Linked DNA regions of Mus musculus: region 2 is linked to region 1. A link is a loop called in an ENCODE intact Hi-C map of the cell type or tissue named here. Cell type or tissue: heart. All regions are shown on one strand. Each heading gives the region's core, and the rest is flanking DNA. Links, peaks and the distances in the headings are about the cores only. Region 1 has its middle 17 kb from the start of Olfr201. Region 2 holds the start of Olfr198 (olfactory receptor 198).

The links. A loop is a pair of places that touch in the nucleus more often than their neighbours do. Peaks named below come from ENCODE experiments on the same cell type or tissue, not always from the same donor. Only the 100,000 strongest peaks of a DNase experiment are listed, where the experiment ranks them.
Region 2: it touches region 1 in a loop (8-fold over the local background); 6 of 42 quality-filtered maps call a loop at or near these places.

What each region holds. Positions count from the first base shown.
Region 1 is chr16:59,244,488-59,260,633 of GRCm38, reverse strand. It overlaps the pseudogene Olfr200-ps1. Among named protein-coding and RNA genes, the nearest start is that of Olfr201, 17 kb to the left of the region's middle. In heart, for the core only: no CTCF peak of the experiment used is centred there; no DNase peak of the experiment used is centred there.
Region 2 is chr16:59,194,911-59,211,056 of GRCm38, reverse strand. Olfr198 (olfactory receptor 198) reads left to right here and starts at 8,633. Exons shown (of 1, transcript NM_001011808.1): 1 at 8,633-9,553. The coding sequence starts at 8,633. The coding sequence ends at 9,553. In heart, for the core only: no CTCF peak of the experiment used is centred there; no DNase peak of the experiment used is centred there.

The DNA.
Region 1 (16,146 bases), core at 4,918-12,917:
AAACCACACAAAGGCCAAACAAAGATAACTTCAGACCAATCTCCCTTATGAACTTTGACACAAAAATACTCAATAAAATTCTTGCCAAATGAATCCAAGTACACAACAAAATATCCAGTGGGAAAAGGACAGCATTTTTAACAAATGGTTCTGGTTCAACTGTTGGTCAGCATGTAAAAAAATGCAAATTGACTCATTCTTATCTCCTTACACAAAGCTTAAGACCAAGTGGATCAAGGACCTCCACATAAGACCAGATACACTGAAATTTATAGAGGAGAAAGTCAGAAAGAGCCTTGAACACTTGCGCACAGGGGAAAATTTCCTGAACAGAACACCAATGGCTTACGATCTAAGATCAAGAATCAACAAATGGGACCTAATAAAATTGCAAAGCTTCTGGAGGGCATGGGATACTGTCAATAGGACAAAATGGCATCCAACAGATTGGGAAAAGATAAATCCTTTATCTGATAGAGGGCTGGTGTTCAATATATACAAAGAACTCAAGAAGTTAGACTCCTGAGAATCAAATAACCCTATTAAAAATGGGATACAGAGCCAAATAAAGGATTTTTAACTGAGGAATATAGAATGGCCAAGAAAAACCTAAAGAATTCTTCAACATCCTTAGTCATCAGGGAAATACAAATCAAAATAACCCTGAGATTCCACCTCACATCAGTCAGAATGACAAAAATAAAAAATTCAGGTGACAATAGATTCTGGTAAGGTTGTGGAGAAAGAGGAACACTCCTCCATTGATGGTGGGATTGCAAGGTGGAACAATCACTCTGAAAATCAGTTTGGTGGTTCCTCAGAAAATTGGACATGGTACTACCTGAGGACCCAGCTATACCACTCTTGGGCATATAGCCAGAAGATGCTCCAACATGTAATAGGGACACATGCTCCACTATGTTCAGAGCAGCCTCATTATTCCTGCCAGAAGCTGGAAAGAACCCTTCTGTCTTTCAACAGAAGAATGGATACAGAAAATGTGATACATTTACACAATGGAGTACTACTCAGTAGTACTGCAAGCTTTTCACTTTCTTGGTTAGGGTTACTCCAAGATATTTTATATGTTTTGAGGATATTTTTAAAAGTGTCATTTTCCTGATTTTTTTCTCAGTCCATTTTTCATTTCTATCCTGAAGGCTACTGTTTTTTGATTGTCAATTTTATATTCAGTTGTTTTGCAAAATGGGTTGACTAGCTGGAGGACTACCCTGGAGGATTTTTTAAGCCACTTATGTATACAATCATATCAGCTGCAAATAGCTTGACTCTTCCTCTTCTAATTTATACTTCTTGATCTTCATATATCTTATTTTATTTAAAATTTCAAATGCTGTATTGAATGGATTTGGAGAAAGCGAACAACTCTTTTTTTGTTTCTGAGTTTAGAGGAACTGTTTTAAGTTTCTTTTTCAAAAATATTTTTATTAGATATTTTCTTCATTTACATTTCAAATGCTATCCCAAAAATTCCCTATACCCTCCCCCCCTGCCTTGCTCCCCAACCCTAAGTTGATGTTGGCTATGTGTTTGCTTTAAATTGCCTTTATTATGTTGAGTTACGTCCCTTGTATCCCTAATTTCTCCAGGACCTTTATCATAAAGAGGTGTTGGAGTTTGTTAAAGGCCTTTTCTGCATCTAATGAGATTATCATGTGTTTCTTTTTTCTTTCAGTCTGTTTATGTGGTAGGTTACATTTACTGATTTTTGTATATTAAACCATCCCTGGAAAGAAGCCTACTTGGTCATGGTGGATGATCTTTGTGATGTGTTCTTGGATTCAGATTATTTGTAGCTTATTGAGAATTTTTGGGTCTTTATTCATAAGGGAAATTGATCTATAATTCTTTTTTTCCTGGGTCTTTATGTGATATAAATATCAGGGTAACTGTGGCCTTGAAGAAAGAATTGGGATATTTTCTTCAAGAAAGCCTTAGGAAGGAAGCAAATGGCTTGTAAGGGCAGGTCTCATGCCCAGAAGCAGATGGTCAATTCAAAATGACCTCAGTGGCATCTTTGGAAAGTCTTTGTCTCATAATGCTGCGAGACAGTGAGTTTTTTTCTAAATTTTATTTTTTAAACTTAATAGTCATTTGCATAAATATTATGGCTTTTGTTTCTGTGATTTATTGGATTCCTGTATATATATGTATGTATTAGTGTTTCTGTCACTCCTTGTTTGTTGTGCTTTTCCTTTGACTCTTTTTCTTGTTTGTTTTATCCTGTTACAAATTATTTTTGTTTTATCTTACAGTATTTTAGTTTTCATTATATGCCTCCTAGTTTTCTAAAGAGAGATAGAAAGAATGTGGATTTTTGAATGGGAGGTGAGCTGGAGAAGAACTTGGAGCAGGGGGTAACATAATCAGAATGTATCACATGAAAAACAAATTACTTTCAATAAAATAATAAAATAAAATAAACTGAAAACAAAATAAAAATGAGAAAGCTTACTATTAACTTATTTCTCTAATATTTTATAAACAGAACACATGATGGAACTAGTTATATTGCTAGTTTGGTGATTAACTCACAATGCCCAGAATAACATTGACTTCATCCTCCTGGGGAATCTCTGGGAAGCATTAAGGGAATTTGGAAGTGTTTAAAGAATCATTTTGAAACTAAAATAAGAAATGTTGTCTCCTTATAGTCAGGATTTTCCAGACAAATAGTCCTGATGCTGCTATACTTTTTGTGTTTCTTCCTGAAAATTATCAATGTTCCAGTTTTCTACTATTTTTTAAAGGATTTAGGTGAGAGAGAAACGTTTGCATGATTCTGTTTTGCAGATAACAAAACATTTAAAAGGAGCTTGAAATACTAAATAATATTAAAGAAAATCAGTCCCCAAAATATTGATTAGCACCAGTAATTATCCACATGAACACAGTGATAAACATTCACTGTTCGTGAAGATAACAAATCTGTCAGAAGGTTTGAATGTAAAGTTCTAGTAATATTAAATTAATGACTGATTAGAGCATTCAACATATTCAATTTTTATGCAAGTTTTTCCTAACTGAAGTACAATCTGATGCTCAAATATTACTTATTTTATTTTTAGAATGAGAAAAGTTGACCTTTGTGTTTGTGTGTGTGTCTGTGTGCAGTAAAAATTCTTTAATTTCATTAATAATGCGATTATGGTTGTTTAATGATTATGATGACAATAAGATCCTTATATCTCCCACGTATCACTCACTCCTAAATTTATGAAGTGAAAGCATTACAAAACAGTATTTTTGAACGATTCATATTTTGCTAGTAGGGATATTCTTACTTTGGTTGTTGGAATTCATAAAGAAAATCAAATTTGTTAATTCAGGACAAAATTCTCATATAATTCTCAAAGTAAAGCATTTAACAATTAATATAAAAAAGAGGCCATGACTTTGAAAAAGCAAGTTGGAGTACGTGGGAGGATTTAGAGAGTGGAATGGGAAGAAAGAATTACTGTGATTATATTATAATCTGAAAAATAACAGTTATAATAACATTATAGGTTTGTTCATGTAATGTTTCTTTCAGTATAATTCATAGTTAAGGATTTTGAAACTCGTTCATTCTTCCTGAACTTTCAGGAAAAATAAACTGACGTCTCACAATTGGTTACTTATGGTGATTTTTAACTTTCAAAGAGATAGCATCTACTTATATTTAAAAATTGCATAAGGCCTGTTTTTATATTGTTTTCTCATAGTAAAATATTTTTATATTACTCAAGCATCAGTAGTATGACTCTATAAATAAGAAAGTTAGCACTTGTAGAAATAACATAGCAACGTGTATATATACTTCCAAAAATATTTTTTCCTTTTCAAAAATCATAAGCAAAACAGTAGCACCCATTTGCAAACCCAGCCCTTAGGTGACAGAGGCAGAAGAATCACTGTGTGTTCAAGAATTAATCTACAAAGCAAGTTTCAAGCCACCAAACACTACAGAGTCAGACCGTATATCAAGAAGAAAAAAAAAAAGGAAACCTTGAGTTTCTTCAGATACTATAGGTCGTGAATAAACCCTTGATTTCATAGAAATGGTAAAATTTGCATTCATAAATGGTGACAAGACATTCAGAAAAAATGGAATAAAAAATATCTCTTTAAAACTTTTACAGCATTTGAATTCAAAACATATACTATACCAGAATTGTTATAACCTTGTCACACTGAAAATATTTTTTGTTAAATTATCCATATTGAGTGATTTTTTTAAGGACATACTGTGTATATATAAGTAGATATTATAAGTACTGAATATATTGTGTTTATATGTTTAGGTATATATATATGTGTGTGTGTGTGTGTGTGTGTGTGTGTGTGTGTGTGTATGATACACATAAGAGTAAATAAAGAGAGGCTGTGGACTGAGAGAGAGCAAGGGAAGAGATATTGGAGATGTTGAAGGGAGGGAAGGAAACAATGTAATTACATTTTAATTAAAAATAATGACTTTGTAAACATAGACAAATGATACAAATGTATAAACAATAATGAAATGAAATCTCCCTTTAGGAACACATCAGGAGCACAAGTCATGACAGTTGTATCATTTCTTTGTGACTGTTCCTTATTTATTCTTCCATTATAGTGATTGTTTGGGATAGAGATGACAGTAGAAAACCAGACTCTGGTGGCAGTGTTTGTTCTCACAGGACTCACTGAGAGACCCGAGTTGCAGGTTCCCCTCTTCCTGGTTTTCTTCACCATCTACCTCATCACAATGGTGGGCAACCTTGGGCTGATTGCTCTCATCTGGAAGGACCCTCACCTCCACACTCCCATGTACTTATTTCTGGGAAGCTTAGCTTTTGCAGATGCCTGTGCGTCATCTTCTGTGACTCCCAAGATGCTTGTCAATTTTTTATCTAAGGATCACAAAACATTCTTGGTTGAGTGCTTCACCCAGTTTTATTTCTTTGGTTCCAGTGCAACGACAGAGTGTTTCCTACTGTCAGTGATGGCCTATGACCGCTATGTGGCCATATGCAACCCTTTGCTTTATCCAGTAATGATGTCCAATAGCCTCTGTATGAAATTTATACATGTTTCATATATTGTAGGTTTTCTACATTCAGCAATTCATGTGGGCTTGTTAGTGAGATTAAATTTCTGCAAGTCCAACATCATACACTATTTCTACTGTGAAATCTTGCAGTTATTCAAAATTTCCTGCATTAATCCTACAATGAACGTCCTTCTGGTTTTAATATTTTCAACTTTGATACAAGGTTTGACTTTTATGACTTTTATTGTCTCCTACTCCTCTGTCATTTTTCCCATCCTGAAAACAAAGTCTGAGAGGGGCAGACGCAAAGCCTTCTCCACCTGCAGTGCTCACCTGCTCTCCGTGTCTCTGTTCTATGGCACACTTTTCCTCATGTATGTGCATCCTGGGTCTGGATCAGGGGAAGATAAGGGCAGAATGTATTCTTTATTTTACACAATAATAATTCTATTTCTAAATCCTTTTTTTATTACGTATTTTCCTCAATTACATTTCCAATGCTATCCCAAAAGTCCCCCATACCCTTCCCCACCCCAACTTCCCTAAACACCCATTCCCCTTTTTTTTGGCCCTGGCATTCCCCTGTACTGGGGCATATAAAGTTTGTGTGTCCAATGGGCCTCTCTTTCCAGTGATGGCCGACTAGGCCATCTTTTAATACATATGCAGCTAGAGTCAAGAGCTCCGGGGTACTTGTTAGTTCATATTGTTTTTCCACCTATAGGTTTACAGATCCCTTTAGCTCCTTGGGTACTTTCTCTAGCTCCTCCATTGGGAGCCCTGTGATCCATCCAATAGCTGACTGTGAGCATCCACTTCTGTGTTTGCTAGGCCCCGGCATAGTCTCACAAGAGACAGCTATATCTGTGTCCTTTCAGCACAATCTTGCTAGTGTATGCAGTGGTGTCAGCATTTGGAAGCTGATTATGGGGTGTATCCCTGGATATGGCAGTCTCTAGATGGTCCATCCTTTCCTCACAGCTTCAAACTTTGTCTCTGTAACTCCTTCCATGGGTGTTTTTTCCCATTTCTAAGAATGGGCACAGTGTCCACACTTTGGTCTTCATTCTTCTTGAGTTTCATGTGTTTAGCAAATTGTATCTTATATCTTGGGTATCCTAGGTTTCTGGGCTAATATCCACTTATCAGTGAGTACATGTTGTGTGAGTTCCTTTGTGATTGTGTTACCTCACTCAGGATGGTGCCCTCCAGGTCCATCCATTTGGCTAGGAATTTCATAAATTCATTCTTTTTAATAGCTGAGTAGTACTCCATTTTGTAAATGTACCACATTTTCCGTATCCATTCCTCTGTTGAGGGGCATCTGGGTTCTTTCCAGCTTCTGGCTATTATAAATAAGGCTGCTGTGAATATAGTGGAGCATGTGTCCTTCTTACCAGTTGGGACATCTTCTGGATATATGCCCAGAAGAGGTATTTCAGGATCCTCCAGTAGTACTATATCCAATTTTCTGAGGAACTGCCAGACTGATTTCCAGAGTGGTTGTACAAGCTTTCAATCCCACCAACAATGGAGGAGTGTTCCTCTTTCTCCACATCCTTGCCAGCATCTGCTGTCACCTGAATTTTTGATCTTAGCCATTCTGACTGGTGTGAGGTGGAATCTCAGGGTTGTTTTGATTTGCATTTCCCTGATGATTAAGGATGTTGAACATTTTTTCAGGTGCTTCTCTGCCATTCGGTATTCCTCAGGTGAGAATTCTTTGTTCAGTTCTGTGCCGCATTTTTTAATGCGGTTATTTTATTTTCTGGAGTCCACCTTTTTGAGTTCGTTATATATATTGGATATTAGTCACCTATCTGATTTAGGATAGGTAAATATACTTTCCCAAACTGCTGGTGGCCGTTTTGTCTTATTGATGGTGTCTTTTGCCTTGCAGAAGTTTTGCAGTTTCGTGAGGTCCCACTTGTCAATTCTCCAACTTACAGCACAGGCCATTGCTGTTCTATTCAGGAATTTTTCCCCTGTGCCCATATCTTCAAGGTTTTTCCCCACTTTCTCCTCTGTAAGTTTCAGTGTCTCCGGTTTTATGTGAAGAGCCTTGATCCACTTAGATTTGATCTTAGTACAAGGAGATAGGAATGGATCGATTCACATTCTTCTACATGACAACAACCAGTAGTGCCAGTACCATTTTTTGAAAATGCTGTCTTTCTTCCACTGGATGGTTTTAGATCCCTAGTCGAAGATCAAGTGACTATAGGTTTGTGGGTTCATTTCGGGGTCTTCAATTCTATTCCATTGGTCTACTTGTCTGTCACTATACCAGTACCATGCAGTTTTTACCACAATTGCTCTGTAGTAAAGCTTTAGGTCAGGCATGGTGATTCCACCAGAGTTTCTTTTATCCTTGAGAAGAGTTTTTGCTATCCTAGGTTTTTTGTCATTCCACACGAATCTGCCAAATTCCCTTTCTAATTCATTGAAGAATTGAGTTGGGATTTTTATGGGGATTGCATTGAATCTGTAGATTGCTTTTAGCAAGATAGGCATTTTTACTATATTGATCCTGCCAATCCATTAGCATGGGAGATCTTTCCATCTTCTGAGACCTTCTTTAATTTCTTTCTTCAGAGACTTGAAATTCTTATCATACAGATCTTTCACTTTCTTAGTTAGAGTCACGCCAAGATATTTTATATTATATGTGACTATGGAGAAGGGTGTTGTTTCCCTAATTTCTTTCTCAGCCTGTTTATTCTTTGTGTAGGGAAAGGCCATTGACTTGTTTGAGTTAATTTTATATCCAGCTACTTCATTGAAGCTGTTTGTCAGGTTTAGGAGTTCTCTGGTGGAATTTTTAGGGTCACTTATATATACTATCATATCATCTGCAAAAAGTGATATTTTGACTTCCTCTTTTCCAATTTGTATCCCCTTGATCTCCTTTTGTTGTCTAATTGCTCTGGCTAGGACTTCAAGTACAATGTTGAATAAGTATGGAGAGAGTGGACAGCCTTGTCTAGTTTCTGATTTTAGTGGGATTGCTTCAAGTTTCTCACCATTTCTTTGATGTTGGCTACTGGTTTCCTGTAGATTGCTTTTATCATGTTTCGGTATGGGCCTTGATTTCCTGATCTTTCCAAGACTTTTATCATGAATGGGTGTTGGATCTTGTCAAATGCTTTTTCTGCATCTAAGAAGATGATCATGTGGTTTTTGTCTTTGAGTTTGTTTATATAATGGATTACTTTGATGGATTTCCATATATTAAACCATCGCTGCATTCCTGGAATAAAACCTACTTGGTCAGGATGGATGATTGCTTTAATGTGTTCTTGGATTCGGTTAGCGAGAATTTTATTGAGGATTTTTGCATCGATATTCATAAGAGAAATTGGTCTGAAGTTCTCTATCTTTGTTGGATCTTTCTGTGGTTTAGGTATCAGAGTAATTGTGGCTTCATAGAATGAGTTGGGTAGAGTTTCTTCTACTTCTATTTCATGGAATAGTTTGTGCAGAACTGGAATTAGATCTTCTTTGAAGGTCTGGTAGAACTCTGCACTAAACTCATCTGGTCATGGGCTTTTTTTGGATGGGAGACTATTAAGGACTGCTTCTATTTCTTTAGGGGATATGGGACTGATTAGATCATTAATTTGATCCTGATTAAACTTTGGTATCTGGTATATGTCTAGAAATTTGTCCATTTCGTCCAGGTTTTCCAGGTTTGTTGAGTATAGCCTTTTGTAGAAGGATCTGAAGGTGTTTTGGATTTCTTCAGGATCTGTTGTTATGTCTCCCTTTTCATTTCTGACTTAGTTAATTAGGATGTTGTCCCTGTGCCCTCTAGTGAGTCTAGCTAAGGGTTTATCTATCTTGTTGATTTTCTCAAAGAACCAACTCCTAGTTTGGTTGATTCTTTGAATAGTTCTTCTTGTTTCCACTTGGTTGATTTCACCCCCGAGTTTTATTATTTCCTGCCGTCTATTCCACTTGGGTGAATTTTCTTCCATTTTTCTAGAGCTTTTAGATGTGTTGCCAAGCTGCTAGTGTGTGCTCTTTCCAGTTTCTTTTTGGAGGTACTCAGAGCTATGAGTTTCCCTCTTAGAAATGCTTTCATTGTGTCCCATAAGTTTGGGTATGTTTTGGCTTCATTTTCATTAAACTCTAAAAAGTCTTTAATTTTTTTTCTTTATTCCTACCTTGACCAAGGTATCATTGAGAAGAGTGTTATTCAGTTTCTACGTGAATGTTGGCTTTCCATTATTTATGTTGTTATTGAAGATCAGCCTTAGTCCATGGTGGTCTGATAGGATGCATGGAACAATTTCAATATTTTTGTATCTTTTGAGGCCTGTTTTGTGACCAATTATATGGTCAGTTTTGGAGAAGGTCCCATGAGGTGCTGAGAAGAAGGTATATCCTTTTGTTTTAGGATAAAATGTTCTCTAGATATCTGTTAAGTCCATTTGTCTCAAAACTTCTGTTAGTTTCACTGTGTCCCTGTTTAGTTTCTGTTTCCACGATCCATCCATTGATGGAAGTGGTGTGTTGAAGTCTCCCACTATTATAGTGTGAAGTGCAATGTGTGCTTTGAGCTTTATTAAAGTGTGTTTAATGAATGTGGCTGCCCTTGCATTTGGAGCATAGATATTCAGAATTGAGACTTCCTCTTGGAGGATTTTACCTTTGATGAGTATGAAGTGTCCCTCCTTGTCTTTTTTGATAACTTTGTTTGGAAGTCGATTTTATTTGATATTAGAATGTCTACTCCAGCTTGTTTCTTCAGAACATTTGCTTGGAAATTTGTTTTCCAGCCTTTCACTCTGAGGTAATGTCTGTCTTTTTCCCTGAGATGGGTTTCCTGTAAGCAGCAGAATGTTGGGTCTTGTTTGTGTAGCCAGTCTGTTAATCTATATCGTTTTATTGGGGAGTTGATTCCATTGATATTAAGAGATATTAAGGAAAAGTAATTGTTGCTTCCTTTTATTTTTGTTGTTAGCGTTGGCATTCTGTTCTTGTGGCTGTCTTCTTTTTGGTTTGTTTAGGGATTACTTTCTTGCTTTTTCTAGGGCGTGATTTCTGTCCTTGTATTGTTTTTCTTCTTTTATTATCCTTTGAAGGACTGCATTCGTGGAAAGGTAATGTGTTAATTTGGTTTTGTCGTGGAATACTTTGGTTTCTCCATCTATGGTAATTGAGAGTTTGGCTGGGTATAGTAGTCTGGGCTGAAATTTGTGTTCTCTTAATGTCTGTATAACATCTGCCCAGGCTCTTCTGGCTTTCATAGTCTCTGGTGAAAAATCTAGTGTAATTCTGATAGGCTTGCCTTTATATGTTACTTGACCTTTTTCCCTTACTGCTTTTAAAATTCTCTCTGAGAAGTAAGCAATAAAGCTTTTGCTGCAGAAGATTCCGGTTTGTTGCGTCTTTCTTGCTGGTCAAGTGGGACACAATAAGTGGCGCCGAGAAACCCAGGAACTTTATACCATCACACTGGCGCAAGGAAGATCCCTCATTCACAGGGTGGAACCAGAACTGCGGGACAAAAGGCTCTTCAAGGTACGTACAATCTTGAAATTTCTCCAGAGTTAGAAGCTCTTTTGATGGTTTGCATGGCGATTGCACTTTTCCTTTTGGTTTCGTTTTGCTTCCACCGCTGGCACTGCTGACTGGTTCTTAGTCGCTGTCAGGCCTGTACAGCGCCTGTACAGCGACCAGTTTCAGTTGCTGTCAGGACTGGACAGCGACTGGACAGCGACCAGTTTCAGTCGTGGTCAGGACTGTACAGCGGTAGTATGGGAATCTCCCATTCTATAGTAGTTGCCTTACGCTCCGTCCTGAAGCAGTGTGGCCTAAAAATCGCCACTACAACCTTAGAGGGATTTGTCAGGGAGATAGACCGTGTGGCACCATGGTATGCTTGCTCAGGGTCGTTTACTGTCGCCTCTTGGGACAAACTGAAAGGAGATCTAGTTAGGGAACAGCAGAACGGCAAACTTAAAGCAGGGATCATGCCGTTGTGGAAATTGGTGAAATCGTGTTTAACAGATGAGGATTGTCAGCAAATGGTAGAAGCAGGGCAGAAAGTTTTGGACGAAATTCAAGAAAGTCTATCAGAGGTAGAGCAGGGAGAGAGAGTAAAAGTAGAGAGGAAATAAAGTGCACTGAATAATTTAGGCCTTTCCAGGGGCCTTGAGCCTGAGGAAAAGAGATATAAAGGAAAGAATGCCTTGGGAGAGATTAGAAAAAGGGATGGAAAGGGAAAGAAGAAGTGAGATTGAGCTGGAGAGGCACATAAGGAAAGGAGCCTCTACCTGCCACTAGATGAGTTTAAGCAGCTAGCTGTCAGTAGCTCAGAATCGGATAAGGAACTTAGCTCCTTTGAGGAAACAGACTTAGAGAAGGAAGTGACAGGCTATGAGGGAGAAAGATACCAGTCAGATGAAAGACGAGTTAATCAGTTACAGAATAACATGAAAGCAGCTAGAGACAAATGCCAAATCTTTGCGCAGTCTTCGGATCCGCAACGTCAGGGTTTTAGTGTACCTCCGCCTTATGTGCAGAAGCGCCATTCAGAGCCTTATGTGCAGAGGCACCATTCAGAGCCTTATATGCAGAGGTATCATTCAGACTCATTTATTCCAAAAAAGGAACAGAGGAAAATGCAACAGGCATTTCCAGTTTTTGAAAGAGCTGAGGGAGGGCGTGTTCACGTTCCAGTAGAGCATATACAGATTAAGGAGCTTGCAGAAGCAGTCCATAATTATGGAGTCAGCACTAATTTCACTGTAGCACAAGTTGAAAGACTTGCGACTCATGCTATGACTCCTGGTGATTGGCAGACTGTAGTAAAAGCTGTAGCCCCCAGTATGGGAATGTATCTTGAATGGAAAGCCTTGTGGCAGGACTCCTGCCAGACGCAGGCAAGGGCCAATGCCACCATGGAAGGGGACATGGACGTTTGAATTGCTTACAGGTCAGGGACAGCATGCTGCTAACCAAACAGATTATCATTGGGGAACATACGCCCAGATCTCAGCTGCCACTGTTAAGGCATGGAAGGCACTCTCTAAGAAGGGAGAGGCAAGTGGGCATTTGACCAAGATCACTCAGGTTGCCCAGGAGTTGTTCTCAGATTTTGTGGCTAGAATGACAGAGGCAGCAGGGAGAATATTTGGAGATACAGAAGCAGCTATACCTTTAATTGAACAGTTGATATATGAACAGGCTACCCAGGAATGCAGGGCAGCTATTATACCTAGAAAAAGCAAGGGACTGCAGGACTGGTTGAAGGTTTGCCGTGAACTTGGAGGGCCACTCACTAATGCCAGTTTAGCAGCTGCCATTCTACAAGGACAAAAAAGCCCTGACATGGCTGAGCTCAAACTCTGCTATAATTGTGGCAAACCAGGACACTTAAAAAAGGACTGTAGAGCCCTTGTCAAAAGGAGAGCGCCAGGACTGTGTACTAAGTGTGGAAAAGAATATCATTGGGCTAGCGCTTGTCATTCAGTCAGGGACGTTCAAGGCAGGTCCCTGCAGCCAGGATTCCCTCAAGCAGTAGATAGTGAGACCATTTCAAAAAACCAGTACAGGGCCCTCAGGTCTCAGGGCCTGAAAACATAAGGGACCTCGACAGGAGAAAGGTGGACCCCACAGTTTGCAGGGCAACAGAAGGCTCAGCTGGATTGGACCTCCGTACCACCACCCAATTCATGCTGATCCCTCAAATGGGAGTGCAGCCTATTCCTACTGACTGTAAAGGACCTCTGCCATCCAGGAGTGTCGTCCTAATATTGGGCAGGGCTTCCCTTACACTACAAGGTCTTATTGTTCACCCTGGAGTTGTAGATCAAGATTATGAAGGGGAACTTCAAGTTCTCTGTTCCTGTCCTCAGGGTGTCTTTTCTATTTCACAAGGGGATAGAATAGCTCAGTTAATAATTCTGCCAAGCCTACATGGCTGTTTTCCCTCTTCTGGTGTCCCTCGAGCTACCAGAGGGATTGGTTCTACTGGAAATGATTCGGCTTACTTAATAATGCCTTTAGATTCCAGGCCATCCTTAGAGTTAGTTATAGAAGGGAAACAATTTAAGGGGATTTTAGACACAGGAGCAGATAAAAGTATTATTTCTTCTCACTGGTGGCCAAAAACTTGGCCTGTTACTCAGTCATCACATTCTTTGCAAAGTTTAGGTTATCAGTCCTGTCCCACTATTAGTTCCCGTTCTTTGAGCTGGACAGCACCTGAAGGTCAAACGGGATGATTCACTCCCTATGTTTTACCACTCCCAGTAAATCTCTGGGGGAGAGACATCTTACAGGCACTAGGACTGATCTTGACTAATGAATACTCGCCACAAGCTGTTCAAATGATGAAGAAAATGGGCTATAAAGAAGGAAGGGGATTAGGGAAAGGTGAGCAGGGTAGACTTGAACCTCTCCCTCAAAAAGGTAATATTGGGAGACAAAGTTTGGGTTTTTTCTAGAAACAGCTGTTGAGAGTTCCATGCCCATACCATGGCTTACAGAGGAAGTTGTATGGATTCCTCAATGGCCTCTCTCCTCTGAAGAATTAGAAGCAGCCACAAAACGAATTTCTGAACAGCTACACTTGGGTCATTTAGAGCCCTCTACCTCACCCTGGAATACACATATTTTCGTAATTAAGAAAAAATCTGGCAAATGGCGCTTATTACATGATCTTAGAGCAATTAATGCACAAATGCGTCTGTTTGGACCAGTTCAGCAAGGGCTACCATTGCTTTCTGCCTTACCCAAAAATTGGGAAATTATAATTATAGACATTAAAGATTGCTTTTTCTCTATACCTTTATGCCCTCAAGATAGGCAAAGATTTGCGTTTAGCATCCCAGCCATTAATCATTTAGAGCCGGATCAAAGATACCAATGAAGGTCATACCTCAGGGGAATGGTGAATAGCCCCACCCATGTGTCAACTGTATGTACAATTGGCACTTACGTCAGTTAGAGAGCATTTTCCATCATTACAGGTGATAATTTATATGGATGACATTTTGATTTGCCATAAAAATTCAGTTATTGCAAGATGCATACCCTATATTAATAAAAACATTAGGGCAATGGGGATTGCAGGTGGCCACCGAAAATGTGCAAGTTGCTCAAATGGGAGCCTTCCTAGGGTCACTCATTTATCCTGACAAAATTGTTCCTCAAAAATTAGAGATTTGCAAAGATCAACTACATACCTTGAATGATTTCCAAAAATTGTTAGGAGATATTAATTGGCTGAGACCATTTTTAAAAATTCCATCAGCAGAATTAAAGCCCTTATTTGACATATTAGAGGGAGATACCCATATCTCCTCCCACAGAGCACTTACTCCAGCTTCATGTCAAGCTTTACAAACTGTAGAAAAGGCCTTACAAGATGCTCAATTACAACGCATTGATGAGTCAAAGTCATTTGAATTGTGCATATTAAAAACTGCAGTTACCAACAGCGGTCTTATGGCAAAATGGGCCCTTATTGTGGGTCCATCCTAATGCTTCCCCTGCAAAAAATCCTAATGCAGTTGCTCAACTTGCACTTAGGGGGATAAAAGCAGCCATTACTTATTTCGGGAAAGAACCTTATATGCTAACTGTACCTTATACTTCTGCTCAGTTTCAAACCCTGGCAGCAACAACTAATGATTGGGCAGTCTTGGTTGCCTCCTATTCAGGACAAATTAATAACCATTATCCAAAACATCCAATTTTACAATTTGCCTTATGCCAAGCTATAGTATTTCCAATAATAACAGCCAAACACCCACTTCCGGATGGGGTAGTAGTGTATACAGATGGATCCAAATCTGGTATAGGTGCATATGTAGTAAATGGCCAAGTAACATCTAAACAATATAATGAGACATCACCCCAGGTTGTAGAGTGTTTGGTTGTTCTAGAAGTCCTTGAAACTTTTCCAGGACCGCTCAATATTGTATCTGATTCCTTATATGTAGTTAATGCAGTTAATACGCTTGAAGTTGCAGGCTTAATTAAACCATCTAGTAAGCTTGCTCACATTTTTCAAAAAATTCAGTCAGCCTTGTTACACAGAAGACATCGTATCTATATTACTCATGTTAGAGCTCATTCTGGCCTTCCTAGCCCCATGTCTTATGGAAATTACTTAGCAGACAAAGCCACTAGAATCGTGGCTGCTGCTCTGGCCTCGCAGGCAGAGGCTGCAAGGGAGTTTCATAAACGCTTTCATGTGACAGCTGAGACATTACACCGCCGTTTCACTTAAACCAGGAAAGAAGCTCGTGACATTGTCACCCAATGTCAAAACTGTTGTCAATTTTTACCTACTCCTCATGTAGGGGTAAACCCTCGAGGCATCAGGCCATTACAGGTCTGGCAAATGGATGTCACTCATATTTCCTCCTTTGGGAGAAATCAGTATTTACATGTTTCCATTGACACCTGCTCTGCTGTAATGTTTGCCACACCTTTAACAGGTGAAAAAGCCTCTCATGTTATACAGCACTGCCTAGAAGCGTGGAGTGCTTGGGTCAAGCCCACAATTCTTAAAACGGATAATGGGCCAGCATATACTTCTACTAAATTTCAACAATTTTGTCATCAAATGGATGTCACTCACCTGACTGGCCTTCCTTATAATCCTCAAGGACAAGGCATTGTTGAACGTGCCCACCGCACACTCAAGTCTTATCTTATAAAACAAAAAGGGGGAGTTGATGAGACTCTGCCCTCAGTGCCAAGAGTATCGGTATCTATGGCGCTCTTTACACTTAATTTTTTGAATCTCGACGAGCAGGGACGTTCTGCAGCTGAGCGACATAGTTCAGACCCTGATAGACCAAAAGAAATGGTCAAATGGAAGGATGTTTTAACTGGTCTGTGGAAAGGCCCGGATCCTATCTTAATCAGATCCCAGGGAGCTGTTTGTGTTTTTCCACAGAGTGAAGACAACCCATTTTGGCTGCCGGAATGACTCACCCACAGGATATTCATCAAGGATGGTGCAGAAGATGCTGACCTCCCGAGGACTGTTTCTGATCCTGACAATGCTGAACTTGTCTCAGGTTCCTAGTATAATGGGCGAACAGAGATGGGCTATTCTCTCGACTTTCCCTAAACCAATTCTAGTTCGC
Region 2 (16,146 bases), core at 5,540-13,539, 50 kb after region 1:
CTTTAATTACCACAGTTTACTCTCTTGCACTTGGCAAAGGGCAATACTTATTCTATGTCATTGAAACAGATGTAATTTTTATTGTCTGGATATCCATACTAAAGCTTCATCCATTATAATGACAATATTCTATTACTTTTTTTAGCACACATAAATATCTTGATATTTGAAAATATAACAATCCTTTTGCTTTTATTTATTCATTTTATTTAAAAATTTTCATATAAAATTGAAATTTTTTCAGAAATTTCAAAATGTCAAAAATATCTGCTTAATCATACAATTTTAAAAATATAAATTTTATATTTTTCTATTACTTTCTTAAAAAGTATTCTACATATTTATGTAAAGGACATATGACCAATAGGAAGAAAGGTAAATCTGAACAAATTATTTACTGATCATGTGTATTTAAAACACATGGTAAGGGGCTCTAACTCCTCAGTCAGTCCCACAGCATCCAAAGGAATCTCTACTTCCAGGCATTCTAACAAGGATCATAAGATCATAGGTGAGGAGGACAAAACATCTGCTCCAAAACCACTGAGGGTAACTGGGAACAGCAGGATCAAGGGATAAAGGAACCACATACAACCAGTGGCTTGGCTTCCTTCTGGTCTGAGCAGGTGCCCTGAGCAGACTTTGGAAGCAAACTCCACAGCCACTTCCACAACACCCAGAGGAAGCTCAACTCCCAGATGCTCTAACACACCCAGGATTCCAAGAGCTTGGTCACACCAGGATCTCAGGGTCCCAGAGGCAGCTTGACTCCCAGAAACTATGACAAACCCAGGATCTTAGGATCACAGGATCCCAGAATCAGAGGATCACAGAGACAGATGGACTCTGAGGAGTTCTGACACAACCAGAATCACACGAAGGACAGGATACAGTCAGATATAGCAAGGGCAGATACCACTAGAGATAACCAGATGGTATGAGGCAAGCATCAGAACATAGGCAATAGACACTAATGTTACTTGTCCTCATCTGAACCTAATTCTCTCACCATAGCAAGTCCTGAATACACCACCACACTGGAAAAGCAAGATTTGGATCTAGTATCAGTTTTCATGAAACTGATAGAGGACTTTAGGATGGACATAAATAACACCCTTAAAGAACTACAAGAGAACACAGGTAAACAGTTGGAAGCCCTCAAAGAAAAAAAAACACAAAAATCCCCTAAAGAATTAAAAGAATTACAGGAAAACACAATCAAGCAGGCAAAGGAAATGAAGAAAACCATCCAAGATCTAAAAATGGAAATAGAAACAAGATAATCACAAAGGGAGACAACCATGGAGTTAGAAAACCTAGGAAAGAGTTCAGGACTCATACATGCAAATTTCACCAACAGAATACAAGAGATAGAAGAGAGAATATCAGGGGCAGAAAACACTATAGAAAACATTGACACAAAAGTCATAGAAAATGCAAAATGCAAAAGGCTCCTAAACCAAAACATCCAGGAAATCCAGGACACAATGAGAAGACCAAACCTAAGGATAATAGGTATATAAGAGAGCAAACATTCCCAACTTAAAGGGCCAGTAAATATCTTCAACAAAATTATAGAAGAGAACTTCCCTAACCTAAAGAAAGAGATGACCATGAACATACAAGAAGCCTACAAAACTCAAAATAGAGTAGCTCAGAAGAGAAAGTTCTCGCATCACATAATAATTAAAACAACAAATGCACTAAATATAGATAGAATATTAAAAGCAGTAAGGGAAAAAGGTCAAGTAACATATAAAGGCAGACCTATCAGAATTACACCAGATTTCTTGCCAGAGACTATGAAAACTAGAAGATCCTGGGCAGATGTCACACAGACCCTAAGAGAATACAAATGCCAGCCCAGGCTGCTATACCCAGCAAAATGCTCATTTATAATAGGTGGAAAAACCACGATATTCCATGGCAAAACCGAATTTACACATTATCTTTCCACAAATCCAGCCCTACAAAGGATAATAGAAAGAAAACACCAACAAAAGGAGGGAAACTACACCCTAGAAAAAGCAAGAAAGTAATAGCCACAGAAACATAATTCTATCTCTAACAACAAAAATAACAGGAACTAACAATCACTTTTCCTTAATATTTCTTAACATCAATGGACACAATTCTCCAATAAGAAGATGTAGACTAACAGACAGGATATGTAAACAGGACCCAACATTTTGCTGCATACAGGAAACCCACCTCAGGGACAAAGATAGACACTATCTCAGAGTAAAAGGTTGGAAAACAAATTTTCAAGCACATGGTCCCAAGAAACAAGCTGGAGTAGCCATTCTAATTTTGAATAATATCATTTTCAACCTAAGGTTATCAAAAAAGATAAGGATGGACACTTCATACTAATCAAAGGTAAAATCTACCAAGATAACCTCTCAGTTCTGAGCATCTATGCTCCAAATGCCAGGGTACCCACATTCATAAAAGAAACTTTACTAAAGATCAAAGCACACATTGCACCCCATACCATAATAGTGAGAGACTTCACCACCCCACTCCCAGCAATGGGCAGATAATGGAAACAGAAACTAAACAGAGACAGTGAAACTCACAGAAGTTATGAATCAAATGGATCTAACAGATATTTATAAAACATTTCATACTTAAGCAAAAGACTATACCTTCTTTCTCAGCATCTCATGGTACGTTTTCCAAAATTGGACACATAATTGTTCACAAAACAGGCTCAACAGATACAAGAAGATTGAAATAATCCCATGTACCCTATCAGATCACCACCGACTAAAGCTGGTCTTAAATTCCAACAAAAACAATGGAAAGCACACATACATATGGAAGTTGAGCAACGCTCTACTCACTGGTAACCCGGTCAAGAAAGAAATATAGAAAGAAACTAAAGACTTTTTATAAATTAATGAAAATAAAGAAAAATCATATCAAAAGCTAAGGGACACAATGAAAGCAGTCTTAAGAGGAAAATTCATAGCTCTAAGTGCCTCCAAAAAGAAACAAGAGAGAGATTACACTAACAGCTTGACAGCACAACTGAAAGTTCTAGAACAAAAAGAAGTTAGTAGACCTGAGGAGTAGACAGCAGGAAATAATCAAACTCAGGCTGAAATCAGCCAAATAGAAACAAAAAGAACTATACAAAGAATCAACAAAACCAGGCACTGGTTCTTTGAGAAAATCAACAAGATAGATAAACTATTAGCGAGGATAACTGGAGGGCACAGAGACAGTATCCAAATTAATAAATTCAGAAATTAAAAGGGAGACATAACAAAGGAAACCATGGAAACTGAAAAAGCATCAGATCCTATTACAAAAGCCTATACTCAATAAAATTGGAAAATCTGGATGAAATGGATAATTCTCTAGACACATAGCAGGTGCCAAAGTTAAAACAGAATCAGACAAACCATCTAAACAGTGCTGCAACCTCTAAAAAAAAATAGAAGCAGTCATTAATAGCCTCCCAATCAACAAAAGTCCAGGCTCTGATATGTTTAGTGGAGAATTCTATCAGACCTTTAAAGAAAACCTAATACCTATACTCTTCAAACTATTCCACAAAAGAGAAACAGAAGGCACACTACCCAATTCATTGTATGAAGCTACAGTTACTCTGATAATAAACCACACAAAGGCCAAACAAAGATAACTTCAGACCAATTTCCCTTATGAACATTGACACAAAAATACTCAATAAAATTCTTGCCAAATGAATCCAAGAACACAACAAAACGATCATTCAATATGATCAATTAGGCTTCATCCCAGGGATGCAGGGATCCTTCAATATATGAAAATCCATCAATTTCATCCACTACATAAACAAACTCAAAAAAGAGATCATTACATTAGCTGCCGAAAAAACATGTGAGAAATTTCAGCATTCCTTCATGTTAAAAACCTTGAAAAGATCAAAAATTCAAGGCCCACACCTACACATAGTAAAAACAATATAAAGCAAACCAGTAGCCAACATCGATCTAAATGGAGAGAAACTTGAAGGAATGTCACTAAACCCAGGCACTAGACAATTCCACCCACTCTCTCCCTACCTATTTAATATAGTACTCAAAGTCCTAGCCACAGAAAATAGACAACAAAAGGAGGTCAAAGGGATACAAATTGGAAAGGAAGAAGTCAAAATATTGCTATTGCAGATGATATGATAGTATACTTAAGTGAACCCAAAAATTCCACCAGAGAACTCCAAAAGCTGATAAACAACTTCAGCAAAATTGATGAATATAAAATAAACTCAAATCAGTAGCCTTCCTGTACTCAAAGGATTAACAGGCTGAGAAAGAGATTGGGGAAACGACACCCTTCTCAATAGTCACAAATAAGATTACATACCTTGGTGTGATTCTAACCAAGCAAATGAAAGATCTATATGACAAGAACATCAAGTCTCTAAAGAAAGAAATTGAAGAAGATTTCATAAGGTGGAAAGATCTCCCATGCTAATGGATTGGCAGGATAAATAGAGTAAAAAGGGCCATCTTGTTGAAAGCACTCTATTGATTCAATGCAATCTCCATCAAAATTCCAACTCAATTCATCATAGAGTTAGAAAGAGAAGTTTGCAAATTCATTTGGCATAATGACAACAACAACAACAACAACAACAAACAAAACAAACAAACAAACAAAAAACCCCCAAAAAACCCAAAAAAACCAAAAACCAAAAAAAGCCAGGATAGAGAAAACTATTCTCAACAATAAAAGAACCTCTAGTGGAATCACCATCCCTGACCTCAAGCTATATTACAGAGTAACAGTGATAAAAACTGCATGGTATTGGTACAGAGATTGGCAGGAAGATCAATGGAATAGAATTGAAGACCCAGATATGAACCCACACACACATGGTCACCTGATATTTCACAAAGGAGCTAACATATCCAGTGGAAAAAGGACAGCACTTTTAACAAATGGTTCTGGTTCAACTGGTGGTAAGCATGTAGAAAAATGCAAATTGACTCATTCTTATCTCCTTACACAAAGCTCAAGTCCAATCGGATCAAGGACCTCCACATAAAACCAGATACACTGAAATATATAGAGGAGAAAGTCAGAAAGAGCCTTGAACACTTGGGCACAGGGGAAAATTTCCTGAAGAGAATACCAATGGCTTACGATCTAAGATCAAGAATCAACAAATGGGACCTCATAAAATTGCAAAGCTTCTGGAGGGCAAGGGATACTGTCAATAAATCAAAATGGCATCCAACAGATTGGGAAAAGATCAATCTTATATCTGATAGAGGGCTGGTGTCCAATATATACAAAGAACTCAAGAAGTTAGACTCCTGAGAATCAAATAACCCTATTAAAAATAGTATACAGAGCCAAATAAAGAATTTTTAACTGAGGAATATAGAATGGCCAAGAAAAACCCAATGAATTCTTCAACATCCTTATTCATCAGGAAAATACAATTCAAAATAACCCTGAGATTCTACCTCACATCAGTGAGAATGACAAAAATCAAAAATTCAGGTGACAGTAGATGCTGGTAAGGTTGTGATGAAAGAGGAACACTCCTCCATTGATGGTGGGATTGCAAGGTGGAACAATCACTCTGAAAATCAGTTTGGTGGTTCCTCAGAAAATTGGACATGGTACTACCTGAGGACCCAGCTATACCACTCTTGGGCATATAGATGATGCTCCAACATGTAATAAGGACGCAAGCTCCACTATGTTCAGAGCAGCCTCATTATTCCAGCCAGAAGCTGGAAAGAACCCTTCTGTCTTTCAACAGAAGAATGGATACAGAAAATGTGGTACATTTACACAATGGAGTACTACTCAGTAGTACTGCAAGCTTTTCACTTTCTTGGTTAGAGTTACTCCAAGATATTTTGTATGTTTTGAGGATATTTTGAAAAGTAGCATTTCCCTGATTTTTTCTCAGTCCATTTGTCATCTCTATCCTGAAGGCTACTGTTTTTTGATTGTCAATTTTATATTCAGTTATTTTGCGAAAAGGGTTGACTAGCTGGATGACTACCCTGGAGGATTTTTTAAGCCACTTATGTATACAATCATATCAGCTGCAAATAGTCAGCTTGACTTTTCTTCTTCTAATTTATACTTCTTGATCTTCATGTGTCTTATTCTATTTAAAATTTCAAATGCTGTATTGAATGGATTTGGAGAAAGCGAACAACTCTGTTTTGTTTCTGAGTTTAGAGGAACTGTTTTAAGTTTCTTTTTTTAAAATATTTTTATTAGATATTTTCTTCATTTACATTTCAAATGCTATCCCAAAAATTCCCTATACCCTCCCCCTTGCCTTGCTCCCCAACCCTAAGTTGATGTTGGCTATGTGTTTGCTTTAAATTGCCTTTATTATGTTGAATTATGTCCCTTGTATCCCTAATTTCTCCAGGACTTTTATCATAAAAAGGTGTTGGAGTTTGTTAAATGCCTTTTCTGCATCTAATGAGATTATCATGTGTTTCTTTTTTTCTTTCAGTCCGTTTATGTGGTAGGTTACATTTATTGATTTTTGTATATTAAACCATCCCTGGAATGAAGCCTACTTAGTTATGGTGGATAATCTTTGTGATGTGTTCTTGGATTCAGATTATAATTAGCTTATTGAGAATTTTTGGGTCTTTATTCATAAGGGAAATTGGTCTATAATTCTTCTTTCTTGGGTCTTTATGTGATGTAAATATCAGGGTAACTGTGGCCTTGTAGAAAGAATTGGGAAATTTTCTTCAAGAGAGCCTCAGGAAGGAAACAAATGGCTTGTGAGGGCAGGTCTCATACCCAGATGCAGAAGGTCAATTCAAAACAACCTCAGTGGCATCTTTGGAAAGTCTTTGTCTCATAATGCTGAGACAGGGAGGTTTTTTTTTTCTAAATTTTATTTTTAAACTTAAAAGTCATTTGCATAATTATTATGGATTTTGTTTCTGTGATTTATGGGATTCCTGTATATATATATATATATATATATATATATATATATATATATGTGTGTGTGTGTGTGTGTGTGTGTGTGTGTGTGTGTGTGTGTTTCTGCCACTCCTTGTTTCTTGTGTTTTTCCTTTGACTCTTTTTCTTATGTTTGTTTTATCCTGTTACAAATTATTTTTGTTTTATCTTACAGTATTTTATTTTACTTTTCATTATATGCCTCCTTTTTTTTCTAAAGTGAGACAGAAAGAATGTAGATTTTGAATGGGAGGTGAGCTGGAGAAGAACTTGGAGCAGGGGGTAACATAATCAGAATGTATCACATGAAAAACAAATTACTTTCAATAAAATAATAAAATAAAATAAACTGAAAACAAAATAAAAATGAGAAAGCTTACTATTAACTTATTTCCCTAATATTTTATAAACAGAACACACGATGGAACTAGTTATATTGATAGTATGGTGATTAACTCACAATGCCCAGAATAACACTGACTTCACCCTCCTGGGGAATCTCTGGGAAGCATTAAGGGAATTTGGAAGTGTTTAAAGAATCATTTTGAAACTAAAATAAGAAATGTTGTCTCCCTATAGTCTGGATTTTCCTGACAAATAGTACTGCTGCTGTTATATTTTTTGTGTTTCTTCCTGAAAATTATCAATGTTCCAGTTTTCTACTGGTTTTAAAGGATTTAGGTGAGAGAGAAACGTTTGCATGATTCTGTTTTGCAGATAACAAAACATTTAAACAGGAGCTTGAAATACTAAATAATATTAAAGAAAATCAGTCCCCAAAATATTGATTAGCACCAGTAATTATCCACATGAACACAGTGATGGACATTCACTGTTCGTGAAGGTAATAAATCTGTCAGAAGGTTTGAATGTAAAGTCCTAGTAATATTAAATTAATGACTGATTAGAGCATTCAACATATTCAATTTTATGCAAGTTTTTCCTAACTGAAGTACAATCTGATGCTCAAATATTACTTATTTTATTTTTAGAATGAGAAAAGTTGACCTTTGTGTTTGTGTGTGTGTCTGTATGGAATAAAAATTCTTTAATTTCATTAATAATGAGATTATGGGTGTTTAATGGTTATGATGACAATAAGATCCTTATATCTCTCATGTATCACTCACTTTTAAATTTATGAAGTGAAAGCATTACAAAACAGTATTTTTTGAACGATTCTTATTTTGCTAGTAGGGATATTCTTACTTTGGTTGTTGGAATTCATAAAGAAAATTGAATTAGTTAATTCAGGACAAAATTCTCATATAATTCTCAAAGTAAAGTATTTAACAGTGAATGAAAAAAAGAGGCCATGACTTTGAAAGAACAAGTTGGAGTGTATGGGAGTATATGTGTGTGTGTGTGTGTGTGTGTGTGTGTGTGTGTGTGTGTGTGTGTACGATACACCTAAGAGTAAATTAAGAGAGGCTGTGGATCTGAAAGAGAGTAAGGGAAGAGATATTGGAGATGTTGAAGGAAGGGAAGAAAACAATGTAATTACATTTTAATTAAAAATAATGACTTTGTAAAAGTAGACAAATGATACAAATGTATAAACAATAATGAAATGAAATCTCCCCTTAGGAACACATCAGGAGCACAAGTCATGACAGTTGTATCATTTCTTTGTGACTGTTCCTTATTTATTCTTCCATTATAGTGATTGTTTGGGATAGAGATGACAGTAGAAAACCAGACTGTGGTGGCAGTGTTTGTTCTCACAGGACTCACTGAGAGACCCGAGTTGCAGGTTCCCCTCTTCCTGGTTTTCTTCACCATCTACCTCATCACCATGGTGGGCAACCTTGGGCTCATTGCTCTCATCTGGAAGGACCCTCACCTCCACACTCCCATGTACTTATTTCTGGGAAGCTTAGCTTTTGCAGACGCCTGTGCTTCATCTTCTGTGACTCCCAAGATGCTTGTCAATTTTTTATCTAAGGATCACAGAACATTCTTGGTTGAGTGCTTCACCCAGTTTTATTTCTTTGGTTCCAGTGCAACGACAGAATGTTTCCTACTGTCAGTGATGGCCTATGACCGCTATGTGGCCATATGCAACCCTTTGCTTTATCCAGTGATGATGTCCAATAGCCTCTGTATGAAATTTATACATGTTTCATATATTGTAGGTTTTCTACATTCAGCAATTCATGTGGGCTTGTTAGTGAGATTAAATTTCTGCAAGTCCAACATCATACACTATTTCTACTGTGAAATCTTGCAGTTATTCAAAATTTCCTGCACTGATCCTACAATGAACGTCCTTCTGGTTTTAATATTTTCAGCTTTGATACAAGGCTTGACTTTTATGACTATTATCGTCTCCTACTTCTCTGTCCTTCTTGCCATCCTGAAAACAAAGTCTGAGAGGGGCAGACGCAAAGCCTTCTCCACCTGCAGTGCTCACCTGCTCTCCGTGTCTCTGTTCTATGGCACACTTTTCCTCATGTATGTGCGTCCCGGGTCTGGATCAGGTGAAGATAAGGACAGAATGTATTCTTTATTTTACACAATAATAATTCCCTTTCTAAATCCTTTTATATACAGTCTGAGGAACAAAGAGGTAACAGCTGCTCTGCGAAGAAAAATGAAATAAATCGTATCCAGATAAGTTTCAGGCCAATTCTTCCTTCCTTAAGGGAGATGGGAAATCTCTAGAATTATGGATTGGAATCTTTTCTTCCAGGTCACCAGTAGCTCATGAGCTCCTGTTGAAGGCAGTGAGCATCTCGTCATGTTTTCTAGTAATGTTTGGCACTGTAACCCACAGTCAGTGCATCCAGAAATACTATGCTCATTTGCACCTGAGCATTTGGCTTCTACAGACTAAGTGTCTCTTAGGAAATTCCAATTTTATGAGGAGTAATTGGAAATACTACTTACAAATTATGAGAAGTGATAATAAAATGTGGTCCTAACTGAGACAGGAATACAAAGTTATTTTCTTGAATGCCCCTAGCACAGAAAGTTAATGTAGCTTTTTGGATTTTTGACCTCTGTAGAACAATGAAAACAAATCTCAATCTCTTTCTCTTTCTCTTGGTCAAATATATTCCCAAGAAATGTAGAATTTTAGAGCAAATGTTAGGAGAATTTAAAAGCAATATTGGATGGAAGCAACTGGAATGAGTTTAAAAGGGTTTAAAAATAAATTATTACTCATGCTTATAACTCAACATATAATTGTATTGATATTGCAAGTAGTGATGTATTCAAGAATATGTAAATTTTATATTTTGGTATAGTAAAATAAATGTCAGAAGTCAGCCTTGTGTTTGTCATTTTCACTGGTAACAATATTTGAACAGAAGGTAAGGGAAAAAGGAACATATGTGAATTATAGGAATTTGCTAGGATGATAAGTGGCAGTGAGTACTCTCTCAGCTAGTGGTTGTTATCTAGGCTCATGATTTTATATTTTATTCATATAACATAGAATTATATGAATCAACTGCGAAAAACAGAATCATATTCCTCACTCATTCTAGCTTTTTCAGGAACATTTACTAAGAAAAATAATTATAAAAAGGAGAATTCAAGTTTCATAATTTTGAGTATTTATATGACAATTTAGATGTTAATTTCATAATTCCAAGAACTTTGCCATATATTTTAGCTAAATATTTAGGTATGAAACAAATATATTTTATCACATATCTCTTGGTAAAAATACTTTTAAGAGAAGTATAACTTCAATATTATAACTTTCAGATTCTTTAATTTAGGATTCCAATAACAAAGAAAAAATTCTGCCTGTGACAATATTTTATTTTATTGTCTTTCACATCCAATCTACACTTAAAGGAAACTTTCACAATATTATATATTTTATATGATTCATTTTTACAAATACTAAAGTAAAAATTTCCATAACATGTTTATTTTTATCCTAGTGAATTTTTTTCTACATTTTACCATTGGTATTTTCAAGATATTGTCATAAATACCTTTAGTTACTTATAAACTCATGAGACATTCATTTTTTTCTTGTGTATGATATACACTTATATACTCTTTTTTGTCTTTATAGTCACACAAGTAATATGTAATTTTACCTGCCTTATTTTTAATAAAGTCCCATGTCTTGTACTAGACTGCCTTGTATGAAAATTACTTGACAGTTCCTTTCAGTTGAAGGAACTGACATTTGGATACTCATAGCCTCATCACAAGACAGCCCTTATTTCTGAAATGTACTTGAAGTGATTATTTAATGGAAATGTTCATGGATCTATTATTCCACTTAACAGTCAAGGTTTTTCACTTGCTAGCATGTATTTTTTGTGAAATACTGACTTGCTGACAGATGAAAGCATGCTAAGTACTCCTGAATACAAGGTGATAGTTAAGCTACCTAAAGTAAGAATTTGCAAGTCCCCAGTTCTGATCTCCCTTGTGCTCATTCAATCAGTCAGATGGTATTCAGTGACCAAGACCAAGGAATGCCTATATGGTAATTCAAGGTCTCTGTAGTGTTTCTGGTTCATTCATTTGACATTCTTATTTAAAATGGAATAAGCCTGAGTAAAATACTTCACTAAATAAGCACTAAGTGATTCCTTTACATCTTGTTTGATTATCTTCCTATACTTAAATAACTGGTATAAGAATGAGAACAGATATTTTTATAATGATCCCAGAATAGTTTGATGTTGAGGTTTATATAAGAGAAATTATGGGTAAGAATTCTTATATATAAAACTTAGATGATACAACTATAAATAAGGAAGAAGGAAGGAAAGAAGGAAGGGTAAGAGGGGAGAAGGAAAAGAAGAGAAGGGGAAAGACAGATGACAGAAGAGAATAAAAAAGAAAAGAAGAAAGGTCTTTGCCTGAATTAAACGATCACCTTTAATGCATTCCTCACACAACTTCCTTGAAATTTTATAAGTTCACAATATATTTACTATTTTGTTCATTCAGAGCTGTAGTGGGTATTGAAATCAGAATGTTACAGGTGTGGGGCAAATACTGGTGCTGTATCACCAAGGTAGACCTTCTGCCCTTAATTGTTTTGCTATAAACTCTTCATGTAGTCTGTTCAGTGAGCCATTTACTTAATAAAATCCAGTATTTATAATTTGAAAAGTATTTGCACAGAAATTAAGTTTGAGAATTTTCAATTAATTAATGGGTTGGGATTAGATGGTGGCAAAAGAGTGAACACACGCACAAAAAAGAAAGAAAGAAAGAAAGAAAGTAAGTAAGAAAGAAAGAATTGATATTGGGCTGGCTAATGAAATCACCTGGTGCTAGTTGAAGAATTAACATGATAACATAGAGGTGGTTGCAGCTGAGACAACTACATAACACATAAAGCTTGTTGTCAACAATATGACACTCATTGCTTAAAATAGTTTGAAAAATAATCAGGCACTAATTACTAACATAAATAAAAACTGCCATTAAAGTTTTATGTTGCTGTGCTTACACTGGTATAACCAGATGAAATGCCAGGAACTGTACTAGACTTTTAAACTTACTCTGTTTATTGGGATGTGGAATATTATATCTCTAGTAGAAAGTGACTTCTGGCATTGTTTTGGAAAATGAACAAAAATGGATATACATATAAAGAGAGAGAGGGGTAGGTATGTTCTGTGAAGAGTGATGAGATGTGACTTGCTGCTGTTTTTTATTTTGCTTTGAAAGCTCTTTTGTAGGTTTATTTGTATGGAATTATTTAAAGACTGTATTGAAGAAGAAAAGTGTCCAATAGAAAATAGAATATAAATGATCTTTTAACTAATGTAAATAAGAAAAGATTACTATCTCAAAAGTTATTAAAATGTTCCTAATGAATATAAGCAGATTGGAATATATATTAGAAAAGGTGAAATATTGTTTTTTAAAAAAGACATAATATCATATTGCGTAGTATATGGCCATGAAAGAGAGAAAAGGAAACGCATATGAATGCTCTATGTGATGCATGATTGTTAGTTTTCTTTATACTTCCCACTCCTTTAGAGAAATGAGAAAGCCAAGTCCAGAAGCCTTGAGGTCTGTCTTATTCCCTGTTTTCCATCTTCTAGTCCATACCTCTAACAACAATCTATAGCCTTTAGCCACCACCAGATGAAATGCTGATCCCAATTTCCTCCCTTTTGACTCCTCTGGGCAAATCCTGCCACAGCTAGCTTCCCCCTGCCCCCTCTGTACCCCATTCCTTGGACCACTGCTCTCCCTGCATCCCTGGAGGGCTGCTGCTGCCAAGCCAATCAGGTGAGCTCCTCATTCCCCAAACCCCTTCCTGCTATGTCCCCATCAGGTCCAGCAACCTTGAGGTCTGCCCTGCCCCCTCTGCAATCCATCTTCTGGCCCATATCTTTAACAACAATCCCAGATTATCTACAGCTATCAGGGATCATCATATGAGACCCCTATCACAATTCTTTGCCTGCTGGCCCCTCTGGGAAAACTGAGTAGTGGTGAGCTCTGCTGTGCCCCTCTGCACTCCATTTCAGAGGCCACAATTCCACCTACATCCATAGAGGACTGCTGCTGCCCAGGACAAACAGATGCCTGCAGTCATCAAGGACTAGCACTACCTGCATCCCTAGAGGCCTTCTATCACCAGGGACAACCAGCAGCCTGAAGGCAACATAGACTACCAGCTTTTCATTCATCACTGGAAGCCTGATGCTACCAGGGACAGCCAGCTCAAACTTCAGTTCTAGAGGCCTGCTAACATTAGGGACTACCAGCTCTACCTGCACATCCAGAGGCTTGCTAAAATCAGGGAACATCAGGCCCCTAACACCAGATACAACCAAATGGCTAGAGACAAGCATGAAAATAAAACAACAAAAGCTAGGGCAATAGGGCACCACCCGAACCCAGAAATCCTACAACAGTAGCCTTGAGTATTCTAACATACCTGAATCACAAGAAAATATGAACTTAAATATAATGTTTTGAAGATGATAGAGGACTTTCAAAAGAAAATGAATAAATTCCTTAAATAAATACTGGAAATACAATCAACCAGGTGAAGGAAATAGAAAAAAAAAAAAGATTCAAGACCTGAAAATAGAAATAGAGGCAATAAAGAAAACATATACTGAGGGAATACTGGAAATGGAAAACCTAGAAAAGAGAACAAGAACTACAGATACAAGCATCACCAACAGAATACAAGAGATGGAAGAGAGAATCTCAGGTCTACACAATAGAAGATACAATAGAAGAAATTGATACATTGGTCAAAAACAATAATGCTAAAGTTAAAAGATCCCAACACAAGACATCCAGGAAGTTTGGGGCATCATGAAAAGTCAAAACTGAAAAATAGTGGGAATAGAAGGTAACAACTCCCAATTCAAAGGCCCAGAAAATATCTTCAACTAAATCATAGAAGAAAATGTCCCTAACACGAAGAAAGAGATACATATAGACATGCGAGAAGCTCACAGAACACCAAATAGAGTGGAACAAAAAAGAAAATCTCCCATCAGATAATAATCAAAACATAAATGCATAGAACAAAGAGAGAATATTAAAAGCTACAAGTGATAAAAGCCAAATAACATATACAGGCAGATCTTTTAGAATTACACCAGTCTTCTCAACAGAGATTTTAAAAGACAGAAGGCTCAGGCAGATGTCTTACAATCTCTAAGAGATCACAGATGCCAGCTCATACTACTATACTCAGAAAAACTTTCATTTATTAAAGACTGAGAAAACAAGTCATTCCACCACAAAACCAAATTTAAACAACATCTTTTGAATAATACAGGTATACACAGGATACTTCAAAGGAAACTCAACAAAAAGAAGGTAATGATACTCAAGAAAATACAAGAAATTGATAATTCCATACTAGAAAAAGCAAAAGAAGTCTCTCTCTCTCTCTCTCTCTCTCTCTCTCTCTCTCTCTCTCACACACACACACACACACACACAAACACAAACACCATTAATATCAATATAACAGGAAATAACAATCATTGGCCATTGATATCTCTCAACATTAATGGACTCAATTCCCCAATAAAAACACACAGGTTAAGAATGTGGAACCAATTTTGTTCCCTATTCTAAGGAGGAATGAAGTATCCACACGTTGGTCTTCCTTCTTCTAGATTTTCTTGTGCTTTGCAAATTGTATCTTGGGTATTCTAAGTTTCTGGGCTAATATCTACTTCTCAGTGAGTGCATATCAAGTGACTTCTTTTGTGATTGGGTTACCTCACTCTGGATGATATCCTCCAGATACATCCATTTGCACAACAATTTCTGAAATTCATTCTTTTTAATAGCTGAGTAGTACTCCATTGTGTAAATGTACCACATTTTCTGTATCCATTCCTCTGTTGAGGGACATCTGGGTTCTTTCCAGCTTCTGGCTATTATAAATAAGGCTGCTATGAACATAGTGGAGCATGTGTCCTTCTTACCAGTTGGAACATCTTCTGGATATATGCCCAGGGGAGGCATTGCAGGATCCTCCGGTAGAACAATGTCCAATTTTCTGAGGAACTGCCAGACTGATTTCCAGAGTGTTTGTACAAGCATGCAATCCAACCAGCAATGGAGGAGTCTTCCTCTTTCTCCACATCCTCACCAGCATTGGCTGTCACCTGAATTTTTGATCTTAACCATTCTGACTGGTGTGAGGCGGAATTTCAAGGTTGTTTTAATTTGCATTTCTCTGATGAAATTTTTCAGGTGCTTCTCAGCCCTTCGATATTCCTCAGTTGAGCATTCTTTGTTTAGCTCTGAATCCCATTTTTTAAATGGACTTATTTGAATTTCTGGAGTCCAGCTTCTTGAGCTCTTTGTATATATTGGATATTAGTCCCCTATCAGATATAGGATTGGTAGGGAGCAAAATACCCATGGAAGGAGTTACAAAGTTTGGAGCTAAGTTGAAAGGATGGACCATCCAGAGACTACCCTACCTGATGATCCATCCCATAATCAGCCACCAAAAGCAGACGCTATTGCATATGCTAGCAAGATTTTGCTGAAGGGACCCTGCTATAGATGTCTCACATGAGGCTATGCCAGTGCCTGGCAAATACAGAAGTGGATGCTCACAGTCATCTATTGGATGGAACACAGGGCCCCCAATGGAGGAGCTAGAGAAAGTACCCAAGGAAGTGAAGGGGTCTGCAACCCTATAGGTGGAACAACAATATGAACTATCTATTACTCCCAGAGCTCATGTCTCTAGCTGCATAG